Linked DNA regions of Mus musculus: region 1 is linked to region 2. Evidence: chromatin loops called from intact Hi-C (ENCODE). Cell type or tissue: gastrocnemius. All regions are shown on one strand. Each heading gives the region's core, and the rest is flanking DNA. Links, peaks and the distances in the headings are about the cores only. Region 1 overlaps Ica1l (islet cell autoantigen 1-like). Region 2 has its middle 29 kb from the start of Fam117b.

What was found. Peaks named below come from ENCODE experiments on the same cell type or tissue, not always from the same donor. Only the 100,000 strongest peaks of a DNase experiment are listed, where the experiment ranks them.
Region 1: a loop joins it to region 2, with 2.7 times the contacts of the local background. A loop is called at or near these places in 18 of 42 quality-filtered maps.

Annotation. Positions count from the first base shown.
Region 1 is chr1:59,997,449-60,005,448 of GRCm38, forward strand. Ica1l (islet cell autoantigen 1-like) reads right to left here. Exons shown (of 11, transcript NM_027407.4): 9 at 6,208-6,257; 10 at 3-263. Among named protein-coding and RNA genes, the nearest start is that of Ica1l, 42 kb to the right of the region's middle. In gastrocnemius, for the core only: a CTCF peak has its summit at 3,215; no DNase peak of the experiment used is centred there; H3K27ac peaks cover 262 bases.
Region 2 is chr1:59,879,412-59,888,022 of GRCm38, forward strand. No RefSeq gene overlaps it. Among named protein-coding and RNA genes, the nearest start is that of Fam117b, 29 kb to the right of the region's middle. In gastrocnemius, for the core only: a CTCF peak has its summit at 4,532 (motif pointing right); a DNase peak (open chromatin) is centred at 4,534; H3K27ac peaks cover 321 bases.

The DNA.
Region 1 (8,000 bases), core at 1-8,000, 120 kb after region 2:
ACTGTTGAAAGCTCCATCAGCGTGAAGGCCAAGGTCAAAGAGCTGTGAAGGAAGGAACTGTGAGGAGGAAGTGAGAGACCCGGGTCCTACTGAAGGCTCCTGGGATGTGAGGCCAGTGCAGGGGCTCCCACACGCGGGCTGGCATTCCTGTGTAAACTCACTAGCACTTGAAGAAGTGGGGCTTAGGAGGCTGTTCAGAAATGAGAATTCTTTCTCAAAATCATCTCCTTCTAGTGAGTCTCTAGGCAGAGCTCTTGCAACTGCTGGTTGAGAACAGAAACAGCAAGGGTTTTATTTCCTTTTGAGGAAATGAGAGCAGGACATAGGAAAACTATTTTTTCCTTTATGGCATTAAAATAATTTTTAAAACAACAACTATATTAATTACAGGTCTATAATTATTTCTAGTAAGACAGGATTTAGGTCAAATGGCCATATAGCATCTAAACAAATAGTTATGAATGCGAAGTGCTAATAAACTACTGCCTATGTGAGACAAAGACTCAGAGACCTGGAAAAAAGACACAAGCAGTAAGGAGCAGACAAGCAGACAGGGTCGGGAAGACACTCGTGCAAGGAGCAAGGTGATACACTAACATGGACAGGCACATGTGTGCGGGACATCATAGAAACTGATACTCGAGCACATAAAAATGTCATGAGTTCATCAATCAGCATGCTCTGATTACAGTGTAAAAAATAAATTTAAAAGAAAGCAAAAGCTAGGCAGTGGTGACCATGTCTTTAATCTCAGCATTCAGGAGACAGAGGCAGGTGGATCTCTGTGAGTTTGAGGCCAGCCTGGTCTACAGAGTGAGTTCCAGGACATCCAGGGCTAGGCAGAAAATATCTCTCTTTCTCTCTCTCTCTCTCTTCTCTTCTCTCTCTCTCTCTCTCTCTCTCTCTCTCTCTCTCTCTCTCTCCATATATATATATATATATATACCCCTTTGTCTCTGTCTCTCTCTAAAAAGAGCCTCTTTTACTGATAAATTTTAAATTATAGCTGAAAAGTAGCAGAATATCTTTAAAAGTAACAGAATCCTCACAGGATCTGATCTCCAGTGTAGCTAGTAAAGGCCCCAAGACTATTCAAGATATGGGGAAAAAAAAAAGCATTTACTTAAAAACATTTACTTAAAAGCTCCGGAATTCAGGAGGAACTGAGGTATGTACCAAGAACAGCCCTCTCCTCCGTAACTGTTCTAGCCTGGAACACTCAGTCTCATTTGAGGTTTGGGGCGGGGCTACGTTCCCAGGACTCGGGAGGCCAGCATCACATAGTCTGTCCCTGGACCTAAAGCTACATTTCATGACTAGAGTCAAGCAGAGGTTGCCATTGTCCAGCCAGACCCTGCTCATTGGATGAATACTGACCCACCCAGTTGAGGTGGCCCAGGACGGGCAAGGAATTATGGAGCCATGAGGACAGAGAGCTGCTCACTCTGGAGTTTAGTTGGAGCTCCCCACCAGCAGGAAGCAGAAAACCCTAGTGCAACACTAGCTGCAGGCTCTGCAGATTAGAATGCAACCCAGGGCAGAGCCTCCCTACAGTCCCACTTGTTGAAAACGAGTTTCTTTCTTTCTCTTACTTTTGTTTTTTGTTGTTGCTTTGTTTTGTTTTGGTTTGAGTTTTGTTTTTCCAGACAGGATTTCTCTTGTGTTTCTAGGCTGTCCTAGAACTTGCTCTGTAGACCAAACTCACAGAGGTCCACCTGCCTGTCTCCCAAGTGTTGAGATTAAAGGTGTGCACCACTTTGCCAGCTTGCTAACTTTTTCTTTTTTTAACGAGTATTTATTTATTGGTGTGTGTGTGCATGTGTGGGATATGCTTATGAAGATCTTAGGAAAGCGTCAAGGAGCAGGCTCCCTGCTGACACCACGTGGTTCCTAGGGAATGAACCAGGTCCATCAGACTGGATGGCCAGTGCCCCAGCAGCTGAGCCAGCCATCCCACCAATTCCCACCAAGCCTTTACATGGTGTTGTGCTGAAGTACATGCGTGGGCAATTATATTGACTGAGCCCCTCCTGATCCCTGTCTTGTTTTTTAATTATTATTTTATGTGTATTTTGCCCACATGTATGTCCATGTACTATGAGCACAATTAGTGTCCATGGAGGTCTGAAGATGGAATCAGCTTCCCTGGAACTTGAGTTACAGATGGTTGTGGGTCAACATGCGGGCGGGCGGGCGAGCGGGCGGGCGCTGGGAATCAAGCCTGGCTTCCCTGGAAGAGCAACTAGTGTTCCTAACCACTGAGCCAGCTCTCCAGTGCCTGTCTTAATATTTTAAAGGAGACTCCCATTCTGCTTTATACTGGCTAGTTCTAGAATTCTTTTCTGAAGCCATAAATCTGGGGTTTTCCTGATTTGAGGCCCCTAAAACATTTAGGGGTCTGTCTCCTCAGACTGCTGAAGATGACGTAGAGCTGGGCTTCTGCCCCTCATCACTGACCCAGTCCTTGGCCCTCAGATAAAGTGGTAGTTTCAAGTCAAGGCTCTGCTTCTAAGGCAAGGGGACCACTGATGCCCCTGCCCCCTCCTCCCCCCTCCCTCCCCTCCACGATCCAGCTCAGTCTCTGACACGAGTTTCCTTAAGAGGGGACCAGCAGACCACACAAGAGAGAATTCCTAACCGTTCCCGAGGAAATAACATCATCCTCAAATGAGTGCAGAGAACTGAGCCCCAAAGTTTTCTCAGAGGTGAAGACTGTCATATGAACTCGAGGAAAAGGCAGTTTTGCTGGATGTATAGGCTTAACCATGGCCAGCTATTTTTTGCCTGAGAAAACAGGGTTGGGGTGGGGGCTGGCTGGGATCAGAACAACTTACTGACTTTGGAGAGTATTTCTCCAATAGAGCCCAAGTTTTATTGGTTTGGTCTGAGGAATATTTGTACTGTAGCATTCCCGAAGTCAGTAGAGCTATCAGCTGGAAATGAGTAGGGCTGACCAGCAGGGTGTGGTCAGAGAAAGATTCCAAAGTTCTGACAAAGCTGCCACCACATCCTCTTTTTAAAGAAAGTACTTATTGAGACAAGGTCATACTGAGCTCAGGACAGCTTCAAACTGGTGGCAACCCTACTGTCTCAGCCTTTTAAGTGCTGAAATTTCAGGTGTAAGTCACCATGTCCATCATGGTACTTGAATTCAGAGGACTATCTTTCAGGAAAACTGAGGCAAACTTGAGTGTAGGGAGCCATCTAGTGCTAAACTAGTGGGAATGTCCACAGGCTCAGAGATTACAAGCTGACTTTCTGGACAGGCGGCCACAAACAAAGGCTTTCACTGTGAAAACACAATCTATAGATAAGAAAAAACATCTCAAAGACAGGCAACTGAAGGAGAAAATATGAGAACTGGAAAACCCAAGAAATGTGAAGAGTATTAAATCATCTAGTCATTGTAGTACAGAGGGGTCTTGAGCAGTAACTGAGGGCTTCCCAAGCGTAGAGGAGGCAGGAGAGCCAAGGGACACCAGCCACTCTCATAAAAGAATAAGACATACAGTAAGCTCTCCCCTGCTAAGGCAAATTTACATAAAGCTGTCCAATTCTGCTTGGGGCAGAGCATTTACAGGGCAAGAGATTGTAGCATGAGGTACTCATAGTATCCAAGGAAAGTGGTAGCCAAGAAAACCACACCCAGAAAAGCTGTCTTAAAAACAAAACAAAGAAGTAAAGACAAAGTTGGGGGGAATTTCTCTCCACCAGACCCGTCCTACAAGAACTGCTACAAGTTCTTCAAATGGAGAGAGATGCTTAGGCTGGAGAGAGACGCACATCTTTAATCCCAGCACTCGGGAGGCAGTGGCAGGTGGGTCCCTGAGCTTGAGTCTATGGAGTGAGTTCTAGGACAGCCAGAGCTACAAAGAGATACCCTGCCTCAGGAAAGATTGGGGGGGGGGGAGAAGGGAGGGAGAGAGAAAGAGAGACAGAGAGAAGAGATGCTAGTAAGGAAAAAACTGTGCACACATAACCCAGAAGGGGTAAAACTCATGAGTAATATTAGAATTCTCTAATGTAAACACAATACAATTAACTATTCGTGTCTTTAGTAATGGCCTAAATAACAACATAAGAAAAAGCAAAAGTAACTGCATGTCAGTAATTATGTTAGGAAAAAGGCAATGTAGAAAGGTGTGAAGTGAGCCCAGCAAGGCGGCTCAGCAGGTCGTGGCACTTGCTGCCCAACCAGACAACCTGAATTTGATACCGAGGACACATTAGAAGGAAGTAACAGACTGTCCTCTGACCTCCAAATGTGGACTGTTGCATGCATCCACCCACATGCAGAGACTCCCACACAAATAAATGTAAATTCTTAAAAAGTAAAAATGAAAGCTAAAGTCAGGTGTGGTAGCATGTAGCTTTAATCCCAGCACCTGAGAGACAGAAGCAGGTAGATCTCTGGGAGTTCAAGGTTAGCTGCTCTACATACAGAGTGAGTTTCAAGACAGCCAGAGCTATGTAATAGTGAAAACCTTTCACAAATAAACAAAACAAAATCAACAAAAACCTGAAGGCTACAAAGGTGCATACCTTTGATTCCAGCACTCAGGAAGCAGAGGCTGGTGGATCCCTATGAGTTGTAGGCCAACCTGGTCTACATAGAGAAAAAAAAAAAGACATCAAATATTCACAATGGGCCTGGGTGTAGCTGAGTTGGTAATGTCTTTCTGAGCATGAGCAAGACCATGAGTTCAATGCCCAGTGCCACATGAAGTAGGCATGACAGCACGTGTCTATAGTCTCAGCTCTCCAGAGGTAATGGAAGAAGGGTCTTAGGTTTAGTGGCATCTTTGGGTGTAGAGATAGTTTGAGGCCAGTTTAGACTGCAGGAGACCCTGCAAATGTAGAGGGTTTAAAAATTTTATTTAAATCTATGTTTATGAATGTTTTGCCTACATTATACATATGCATGAATATATAAATATATATGTATATATTGCCTATATTATATATACATATATGTATAAGAAAGCCTTGTTTATAAGATGCTATTTTATAATCATAATAATGATCACAAAGAATGAAAGTAAAGTGAAATTATATATCTGTGAATTATGAATTATGTACATACATGTAACAACATATATATATAATGTATGTGAAACATTCACATATGTATATATAAGTAATACATGTATATATACATGTGTGTGTATAAGTATGCACCATATGTGTGTCTCGTCCCTGGAGCTGGAGTTATATCAAGTTGTGAGCTGCCCTGTTAGGTGCAGGGAACCAAACCCAGGTCCTCTGCAGGAGCACTAAACTGCTCTTTAGCTGCTGAGCAGCTCTCCAGCTCCTGGAGGTTTGTCAGAACTTGGTAATTTCACATTTTATTTTCATTCTTTGTGACCAGTGTTAAATTGTTATGATTACAAAAAAAGCATCTGATAGGCAGATTATTTTCTTGGTGAGTCTTAAGGTAATCCACAAAGCAAACACCTGTAGTTGACAAACCAAAAATAAAAAGGACTGAAAGCACACTGAAGAAAAACCATCCAGGCACCGAGGAAAACTGTAAGCAGAGAACTGTAAAGTTGAAGAGCATCATTAGCAAGGGAGGTGGAGCTGGCCCATGCCTTTAATCCTAGCACTCATGGGGAAGAGGCAGCTGATAGATGAGTTTGAGGCTAGCCTGGTCTACACAGCAAATTCCAGCCAGTCAGATATACAGAGAGACCCTGTCTCAAAACGTGGGAGGGATGAGCCGCAGTAAGACCCTGCCTAGCAATAATCAATAAGTGTAAGTGGACTAAATTCTTCCATTAAGTGTCAGTGGCTTGTGACTGAATGTATTTTTTTAAAAGTCCCAACTATATATGGCTTAAAAGAAACTTGGAGCCTGGCGGTGGTGGCGCATGCCTTTAATCCTAGCACTCGGGAGACAGAGATAGGCGGATTTCTGAGTTCAAGGTCAGCCTGGTCTACAAAGTGAGTTCCAGGACAGGCAGGACTATACAGAGAAACCCTGTCTCAAAAAACCAATAATAATAATAATAATAACAAAAGAAACTTGGTTAGGCCTCAATCCTATTAAGGAGGAACATGCCTGAGTTGTACAAAGTGGAATTAAAAAGTGACATTTTAAATGCAATTTAAGTCAGTCTTTTACATTTAAATCATCTGAATGACTGTGATAAAACATTTTGACATTAAAAATGTGGCCATTTCAATTTAATACATATACCATCTTACCTGGTTCTCTTTCAAATCTCTCTTCCTCTTCCTCTTCAGACAAAGCTACCCTAAAGTAAAAACCAGAAAGTAAAAAGATTTTGGATCAAGCACATTCAAGGTTCGTAGCCCTCAGTTTCATATAATTGAAATTTTAATTCTGGAGGTACATAAAATACTTATCTGGTCGATCAAATCTGTACCAGTGTTATCTCTAGATCTGCACAGACTATAAAAACCCTTGCTTTTAGTTTTGTTTTGTTGTTGTTGGTTTGGTTTTGTTTTGAAGACAAGGGTTCTCTGTGCTGGCTGCTCTGAACTGAACTCAGAAGAGTTGAGTGTCTGCCCCTGCCCCTGCCCCTGCCCCTCTGCCCCTGCCCCTCTGCCCCTGCCCCTCTGCCCCTGCCCCTCTGCCCCTGCCCCTGCCCCTCTGCCCCTGCCCCTCTGCCCCTGCCCCTCTGCCCCTGCCCCTCTGCCCCTGCCCCTCTGCCCCTGCCCCTCTGCCCCTGCCTCTCTGCCTCTGCCTCTCTGCCTCCCTCTCTGCCTCCTTCTCTGCCTCTCTGCCTCTCTCTCTGCCTCTCTGCCTCTCTGCCTCTCTGCCTCTCTGCCTCTCTGCCTCTCTCTCTGCCTCTCTGCCTCTCTGCCTCTCTGCCTCTCTGCCTCTCTGCCTCTGCCTCTGCCTCTGCCTCTGCCTGAGTGCTGCAACACCACTGCCCAGCTCCTCATTCTTGTTTTTGACTCCTTATTTCTGTAAACACTAACTCAGGGACTATGTCAGGATTGTAGGCACTGGGCCAAATACAAGGTTGAATATTCCTAATTTGGAAATCTGAAATTCAGAAATTCTTTATCACAAATAAGAACTTCTTTTATCATAGCAAGACTTGTTTTTATATACACACTATTTAGACTAATATCTCCATCAGCCACAAAATAGGACACACCGGACTCACACCAGTTCCTTTCCTCTGTGCCCATGTCTTCCTTTCAGCAAGGACTTCTAAAAGAAGGGGGACACAGTGTAGACTCATGTGGAAATGTCTGGAGTCTTTGTTCTCAGCTGTGTAGCTAATACTCTTCCTGTCTTTTACTATGGTTTAGAGTATTGTCCAAAGACTTTGGGGCTTTTTAAAAACTTTATTAAAATTATCCTAAACAGTTAAAAATATAGAAAAAAACAGAAATTAATTTCATGTTTAGTTTTGGATTCATCCCTAAGATAACTCATAATGTTTATGCAAACATACCAAAATTCTTTTAAAGTCTAAAAACTGGAACACTATACAAACATCATGAATAAATGCTTCTGGCCCTGAAACTCTTATCAGTTTCATACACTGTAGGGTAGGCATGGCACTTACTTAACACATAAATAAGAACTGAGAGGTGAACATCCCACACAAAATGTGGTATAGGTGATATTTGCCAAAGAAGGCAAGACAGTCGAGCTTATAATGTCCCCAGCCAACGGTAATTGTAGACATTTGTAGTATCCATCCAATATGGTAATTTAGATATTTATAGTATTCATCTAATATGGTGATTTAGATATTTATAGTATCCATCTAATATGGCAACTGCAGATATTTATGGTATCCATCTAATATGGTATTTTAGAATACCTATTCAATAAAGAGTGGGGTACAGGAACTGAACAGAGATTGAACCATTATTCTTGGACATGACTTCATAATCGTCAGTATTGAAGGCTAGTTTAATATTTCTTTAAAAACACCTAAAGACCAATACAGTATCATTTTAAAAAATAACTACAGCTAGGCAGAGGTGGCACACGCCTTTAATCCCAGCACTTG
Region 2 (8,611 bases), core at 235-8,234:
ATCAAAGTCTCTTGCTTCGTGCTCTGGTTATGTCACAAGAGGAAGAAAAGACTACACCACAGCAACAAAAAAATAGTTACATCCGTACAAGGAAATAACTAAGAAACCCAAATAAGTGGTAAGCTGTGTTCTCAGAATGTGTCTGAAAATCCAGGGAAGATTTCAGCTGCAGAAGTGATTATTGGAAGGAAGCGGTGAGTGCAGGATGTTTGTAGAAGCAGCATGTTACGTTAAGTCCACACTTTTGAAAACCAGTTCATGTGTTTAGCTACATTTCAATAAGAGAGAGAAAGAGAAAACCTTTCTGAGGAAGAGAGGGGCTCTCGATTGGAGCACTGTGTAAGAATTTGGACTAATAGGTATGCAAAGCAGACCCTGGAGGCATGAGAAACTGCAAATGCAGTTTCCATTGGGACCACTGGGCCCCTTCAAAGGAGCATTAAGAAAAATATGGAAGCCAGGTGGTGGTGGCGCATGCTTTAAATCCCAACTCTTTGGAGGCAAAGGCAGACCTATTTCTTGAGTTTGAGACCCTGTCTACAAAATTAAAACAAAGCAAAATGGAAGGGGGGCTAGAAAGTTATGCTCCATGTGTATGAACATACATTGCCGTTGCAGAAAAACCAAGTTGGGTTTCCAGCGCCCACATCAGGTGGCACACAGACCTGAAAGAAACTCCAGAAGCTGGAGATCTGAAGTCTCTGGCCTCCTGCACACACATATGCACACAACTACAAATGATAAGAATACAATTCTTGCCAGGCGGTGGTGGCGTACACCTTTAATCCCAGCACTTGGGAGACAGAGGCAGGTGGATTTCTGAGTTCGAGGCCAGCCTGGTCTACAAAGTGAGTTCCAGGACAGCCAGGGCTACACAGAGAAACCCTGTTTCCAAACAAATAAAAGAATACAATTCTTAGAGCACATGCCTTTAACCTCAGCACTCAGGAGGCAGAGGCAAGCAGATCTTTGAGTTCAAGGCCAGCCTGGTATAGAAGGAGTTCTAGGTTACCCAGAAAAACCTTTTCCAAATGAAGACACCTAACATTAGCTTCTGGCTTAAACACACAGAAAAAAGTAGGATTGAGTGCATTAAATGGAAGGAAGGAGACAGAATGAGAGATGCTGACAAAGCTGTTTCAGGAGGGCTAACATGCAAGTCTGGACTCACCCTGGAGTCATCCAAAAGAGTGTAATCAGCAAGTGTCAAAGCAGCTAACTGTACTGGCAGTATAAAGAATGGGCTGAGAGGGAGGGAGCCATGAGGAGTCGTGTAGACAAGCACTGGCAAGAGATAATGAGAACCTGCATGGTGAGTCAGAGATGAAGGGAGGCAGGTACACACCAAATCAGAGACCCAGTGTCTGGACAAGGTTAGGCAAGGGAATGATTGTCCCTCACAGGGGTGAAAAGAGTCTCAGAATGTTCAGGTGACAGAAAGTAGTACCTTTAGAAGTTTGGATGTATTATATCCTCTTATTAAGTAATGTTCAAATTTTTGGTTCCAAATACACATGCTGTCCCTGATCACATATTATTTCTGTAGAAATGCTTCAAGAATAAGGCTTTCCTGAGAAGGCTGTAGGGAAAGTCAGCTTGTTTTGAGACAGTCCATTATTTTTAGATGAATGCCTTGATAGGTTAGCTTGTTTCACATAGTACATTAAGACATTGGGGGAGGGCAGCTCCATTCTTGCCCCTGTTTTTCTTTTAAAAAAAAAAATCAAGAACAGCCTTAAATTGAGAATGATGTCACATGACAACAAACTCAACCCTTGGGATCCTAAAATAGAACTGTCAAAAATTCAAGGGCAGGCTGGAGAGATGGCCCAGCAGTTAAGAGCAATGGCTATTCTTTCAGAGGTCCTGAGTTCAATTCCCAGCATCTACATGCAGCTCACAGCTGTCTGCAACTCCAGTTCCAGGGAATCTGACAACCTCACACAGACATATGCGCAAAACACCAATGCAATAAAATAAGAATAAATAAATTATATTTTAAAAAAATCAAGGCCAGCAGCCAGGGCTATGTGGCAAAACTGTCAAAAAAAAAAAAAACCCAAAAAACTAAACAAAACAAAAAAGCCAAGTGATGGCGCTAACAGTCTGGTCTCTTGAGTTTGAGGCCAGCCTGTTCTACAGAATGAGTTCCAGGACAGCCAGACTCCTACACAGAAAAACCCTTAAAAAACACACAAACAAAAAAGGGAGCTGTCTGTGCTGACCTGTGTTTGACCCCAGATCCCATGGTAGGACAGAATGGACTCCAAAGATGACCTCCGATGTCCCCACATTGTATTGTGAACAACTTTTTTTTAAATTTGAAAGTGGGTCAGACTGGCACCTTAAAAAAGAGCAGCAGACCTTGACATATGTGACTCTGTTGTAGAGGAGCACTTTGTGTCCTGGAGACCAAAAGGATTAAGGCAAAGGCAAAGTTGCCCTGAAGTGTGGATAGTGTCATCCGGCTTACCACCCTGTCTTCTTGCCCTCCCTTTTAACTAGGAAGGGAAAAACTCTATTCAAGAAAACAGTCTTTGTATGCTTGGGTGGTATGGGGTGGGGGTGGGGTGAGGGGTGGGGTGAGGGGGTTGTAAATGGAACAGAAAAACAGGTGAAAGTTTTCCATTCTTACCAACTTTTTTAGTAGCATTTAAATCATCAGTCTTTTATGTATAATGTCATGGAAGATATGCTTCAATTCCTAAGGGGGGAAAATGAAAAGACATACATTATTATCTTTAGACATCATGGAGAACTTCAAAAATACCAAGGTCTGGGGACAACATACATGTAGTTTACAGACAGACAAACAGACAGGCAAAACAGCCATACACATAAAATCTTTTTTGTAAAAGTCATGTCTCTTCACTTCTAGGAAAGTAATTTAAAAAAAAAAATGGCTATGATGGTTGCAGGTCTGTAATCCTAACACTTGGAAGACTGAAACAAGTTTGGCATAATCCAGAAAATTTAGCAAGACCTTGTCGAAAACTAAGAGATTTGCTCTTATAAAAAAGCCAAAAGGAACTAGATTCACTTCAGGAATGACGAACTGACCATAATATCAAAACAAGAGGTGTCTTTAGGGTAACGGGGGGGGGGGGGGGCAGCACATGTCTCATCTCTTATGAACCTGTGAAGAAAAGGATACATACCAAAGAGGTTAGGCTTTCAGCATCTGAGTGATTCATGTACTTGCCTCTTCCACAGCTTGCCGAACATGTGCTAGCAGAGATGCTTGTTTTCTTGAAACACTACCTTGGTGTAAAGCTACACTGTCCACAGTGGAGGAAAAACAAAGGTACAAGATAAACGGAACATTTTTGAAAGAGCTAAGACGTGATGCCTAGCACTCTGGGCTCAGCTCCCAGTACCACAGACGGGAAAAGTAAACAGATAACTGTCCATCTCCGTAACTCTTACTACTCCTTCCCAGTTGTCTGAAGACTCTACTCTGAGAGTTGGTCTTCCCTCCAAGCAGTCTGTCTGTGTCAGTGGTCGTACCAGACCAGCAGGCTCCTGATCTTTAACCTGAACTTGTAATGTATCCACTTGTGGCCACACTCATGCCCAGCTCAGCCTTCCTTCAGCACTCCTGTGGAGTTTTGGGTTAGTTGATTGGTTTTTAAGACAGGGTTTCTCTGTGTAGCCCAGGCAGTCCTGGAACTCACTCTGTAGACCAGAAATCCTCCTTCCTCTGCCTCCCAGGTTCTGGAATTAAAGGCGTGCCACACCACCCACTTCCTCTCAGGACCTACTGTCCTGTAGGCAGGAGAGGCCCATCAGTTTTCTGTCTCAAAAATAACAATGTTTAATTGACTGCTCTGCTAATGCCAAAATGCTATTCTTTTTCACTTTTAAACCGTTTTTATTTAACCTCTGTTAATCTGGCTTCTTGGGCTGGAGACAGGTCAGTGGTGGAACTTGCCTGGCAGGTTTGATCCCCAGTACTACCTAACCATACACACATGCATATAGGAGGCATGCATCTCAGCCCTTCTAAATTACTCTGGGCTCTTGAAAGCCATTAGGATGTGTGTCACTCTTTTTTGGAGTTAAGTTGGACAGAATGATCAGCAGTGAAGGAGAGTATGGCTGTGATGTACACACACACACACACACACACACACACACATACATACATACATTCACACACAGCCAGCACCCAGCACCCTGGCTTTGAGAAGAGTAAGTCTGGATTTTCAGATATTTCAAATGCTTTTATTTTGCATTTATAGTTATCATTTTTAACTTTTCTCATAATATTTAATAAAATGAGAGGTCATGCAAAGTCGTCAACCTTTACAGATATCCATGGATGTAGGAAGAGGAGGTTCTCCATTTGACAAGGAAATTGTCAACCTTGACAGAGGTCTCTTACACCTTTATCATCTAGTCAACAACCAGTGGTGATCTACAGGACCAGACACCATTCCTGAGATAGTTTTATAAGATGTCCCCAGTAGTTATCCTCCAGGTCATGTTAATGGCACAGTAGCAGAAAGTCTGTGTGCCACCTGACCACTAGGCGGCACTGCTGGTCCGAGTTCTGATTGCTAGACTGCTTCCTTTTTCAAAGACCATCACTTGTTTTGTTTGTAATGTTTTAATTTTTATTACATTTATTTATTTATTGTGAGTGTGTGTGTGCACTCTAGCACACAAGTGCCATGGCTGCATATTGAGGTCAAAGGACAACTTGTGTGAGTTTATTCTTTCCTCCTACCACATGGGTCCCAGGAATCAAACACACAGTTGGATACAAGTACCTTTTCCTGCAGTCCTGAAAAAAAATTTTTTTTGACTACCAATATCCAGCTATCATGGCAAGGCCTATGAGCACAATGTACATTTAGGTCTAGTTATGAGGTGTGAACAAGGTAGAAAGCCTACAGATTGGTCCTTTCCAGAAGAACACAGCCTACACCCAGACTTTAGCATGATATTATAGCTTTGCTTGAATTATACAATGAAATGTGAATTACAGGTGACTTATTTTTGTGCATGGATATATGTGTGTATATTGGGGGGGGGCATGTGTATGCTTTGTCAAGTGAGTGCAGTATAGAAGACAACCCTGGGTATCAGACCTTACCTTCCAACTTCAATGCAAGGTCTTTCTTGTTTATACCTTCGCTGCATACTCCATTTTGCCTTAGGCATACTAAAATTACACACAGACATGGACCACTGAATCTGGCTTTTACATGAGTTCAGGGACCAGAACTTGAGTCATTAGGCTTATACAGTAAGCACTTTGACCAGCAAAGCCATCTCCCCAACCCATAATTTACTAAGACATCAGGAAAGGCCTTTCATGGAACCCTAGCATTTGGAAGAATTCTACCAAAGTTTATCCAAGTTCTGTGCAAATATTTTATAAGAGAAGTTGGGTTTTAGAAGTTTGTTTGTTTGTTTGTTTGAATTGACTGGCTTCTTCGATATTTAATTTTTGGAAGAAGTAGTTTCTGGTTACTGTAGTATTTTTTCCTGCTTACAGTTTCTACCTTAAGGGCCTGGCATGGTGGAGCACAGTTTTAGTCTCGGCAGAAGCAGAAGCAAAAGGATCTCTCTGAGTCCCAGGCAAGCCTGACCTACAGGGCAAATTCCAGGATAGCCAAGACTACACAGAAATTTTCTGTCTCAAGAGATTTTCTTTTCTTTCTACCTTAAAATTACATATGCACCAGCATTAAGAATCCGGTTGGGTAAGCAGCTCGTGCCATACAAGAATGAAGACCCGAGTCCCCAGAACCCACACAAGAAAGCTGGATGTGATGGTACGCACTTGTAATCTCAGTAGGGGAGGCACAGGCAGGAGATTCCTTGGGGATCTGCCTGTGCCTTCCCTGAGCCAGCCAACTGAGCAAGCCTCCCGACAACCTACCAGCCAGTGAGAGACCTTTCCTTAAAAAGGGAGGTGGGGCATTACAGCTAGTTAAGGGGGGTTAACAGCCTGAGTCCGATCCCTGGAGCTCATGGTGGAGGAAAGACCTTCAGCAGTTCTCCTTCCCTCCACATGTTCAACATAGCATATTTGCACCTCTGCCTCCTCACCCCAGACACACTCAAATATATTAAAGCAAAAAATGGATACATACATACATACATACATACATACATACATATTAATACAAAGATAAGGTGGATGGCTCCAGAATGATGACACCCAAGGTTGTCTTCAGCCTCCATAGGCATGAACATCCGAACCTCTCTACCACAGACTACTTGAGGTGATTAGTTTATAAAGAGATACGGCTCCTGGTAAACCAGGCCACCTTAAATGATAGAGTTACCTATCTCCATTTCTATCTGGCTCAGCAAGTAGTGACTTCTGACCTACAAAGAAAACTTCCCAAGAGGAAGGAAATCCTCTCTGTTTCCCAACCCAAAACACATTTGAAGAGTTCATACAGACACCAGAACCAGGGCTCTTGATTTCAGCTTGGGTGGAATTCTTAGAATTTTAGTGAATCAAGTTTGCTCTAGAGTCCTCCTCTTAATTGCTTGTGATTTTCTGTGTCATTTGCGTATGTGACATATACGAGTGAACACTTTGGTGTCTGTCTAGGAAGAGACCAGTGTGATGAGCATACCAGTGAACTGGCCAGCTGTGTTTTGTTTGGTCTGAAAACTATCTGAAATTTGTTTTTATATGAATGCCTCTTTTGTGGGGCCTAGACTTTTCCCAAACCCAGTAACTCTCTCGAGTTACGCTCTACAAGATTTATTCATTTGTGTTACTTCCAAATCTCTGTAATCTTTCAGTTTGTACCTTCTCCAAAACCCTTTTTCCAGACATAACATGAATACAGAGCCTGGAGGATATGCCTGGCATTTTACGCACACTGGGGAGGAGAGCTAGCCACCTACTTTGAAGCAGGCCAGCTTGCATGCTCTCCAGCCCTTCCACTCTCCCATAGGATGGATGCTGCTGTTACCTATGTCTCTATTCTTCTCTGTGATCTCTGAAACCTACATTTGAACAGGGTGCAGTATTCATTTGTGAGTATTAACCAGTGAAAACCAAAACCAAAACCAAACAATAGTATTATCCTATCCCCTAGTGGATTCTCTTAAATCAAAAAATAAGCATTCGAGGCTGGAGATAGAGCTGAGATACTGAGATACTGAGTGCTTGTCCAGGAAGCACAGACTTCACGTTCATTCCTAGCACCAGAAACAAGCACCAGGAAACACTCCATTCATAAGTGTGCATCACCAAGCAGGTGGGACTCTCAAAGCTCACCGTTTGAGCTGAGGGGACAAGATGGAGACAGTGGACGACACACCTATAATCCTGGCGTTTGGGAGGCAGAGGCATGTGGATCTCTGAGTTCGAGGCCAACCTGGCAGTGAGTTTTAGGATAGTAAGGACTACTACATTATGAGAGTCTGCCTAAAAAAAAAAAAAAAAGCCAGCCCATTTGTAAGCTCCATTTGGTTGTTTTTATATAAGTTTCTCTAAAGCATTAAAACCATGGTCAGAGGAAACAATCAAGGAAGGCAGAAAGGGAAGGTCACTCTGGAGAGAGGCAGATGAAACAAAGGTTTCATGTCAGCCCTGTGGAGGCTCAGAGAGAGGAGTGCTTCAAAACCCTGGCTTTACCACAGACTGAGCAAGAGCCGTGTGGAGCTGTGTCACCAGCCTCCCATCCACCTCCACAGTCGAGACTCAGCGGTAGGTGCTTCTCATCCAGTTTCTATCTGGCTATGTCTCTGCTACGTAGTCTTGTAGTTGCCTCTGCCAAAGAAAACACTGATGATAGGCTATTTTTAAAATTAGGGGAAAATCCCCCACACACTTTGTTTTTCTTCTCCAAGCTGTGAAATCCTTCCAATTGGCCTCATTCTCCAACAGGGTTTTTTGAGATCAAAGACTGAGGGACTTCCAAAGTGTGTCTCACATTATAAAACATCCAGGTGTGCACTTTAAATCTGCTATCTGAAAAATCAAGCTTCATACAGAGACACTGACTGTTCACCAATACTTCTTTTTTTCATGGGCTCTCTTGTCTGGTACAAATAGTCTTTTTACTGGGGCATTTATCATGCAAATAAGCATGTTCAAGTATAATGTGAAAGGGTGAAAAGGAAACTGAGCAACACAGGGATGTGACAGCTGCCAACTTCATAGAAAGCAGCAGCACGCCACATGCCAGGTAATTCCACTCTATCTGCCCGTGGCTTGCTTTTCTCCTTCTCTTTCCTTTTCTTTTCTGAGACAGGGTTTCTCTGTGTCACCTCTGGCTGTCATGGAATTCACTTTATAAACCAGGCTGGCCTTGATCCTACTGCCTCTGCCTCCCCAGTGCTGGAATTAAAGGCTTGATCTACCTCGGCCCCTGCATCTTTCTTAATAAATTCCTATGCAGGAGTAAAACATAAAATGCCCTCATTTGTGATCTTCTTCAGCCTGTTAACACCGCTCCAAACAGAAAGCAGCAAGACAGAAAGGAAATTACCTGTGCCATTTAAAAGGGGGAAACAAACATTTTAACATCATTTTCCTTTATGTCCCAGAACTTTTAAAGCACTTTGGACTTTTGACATCTCAGAGAGAGAGAGAGAGAGAGAGAGAGAGAGAGAGAGAGAGAAAGAGAGACTG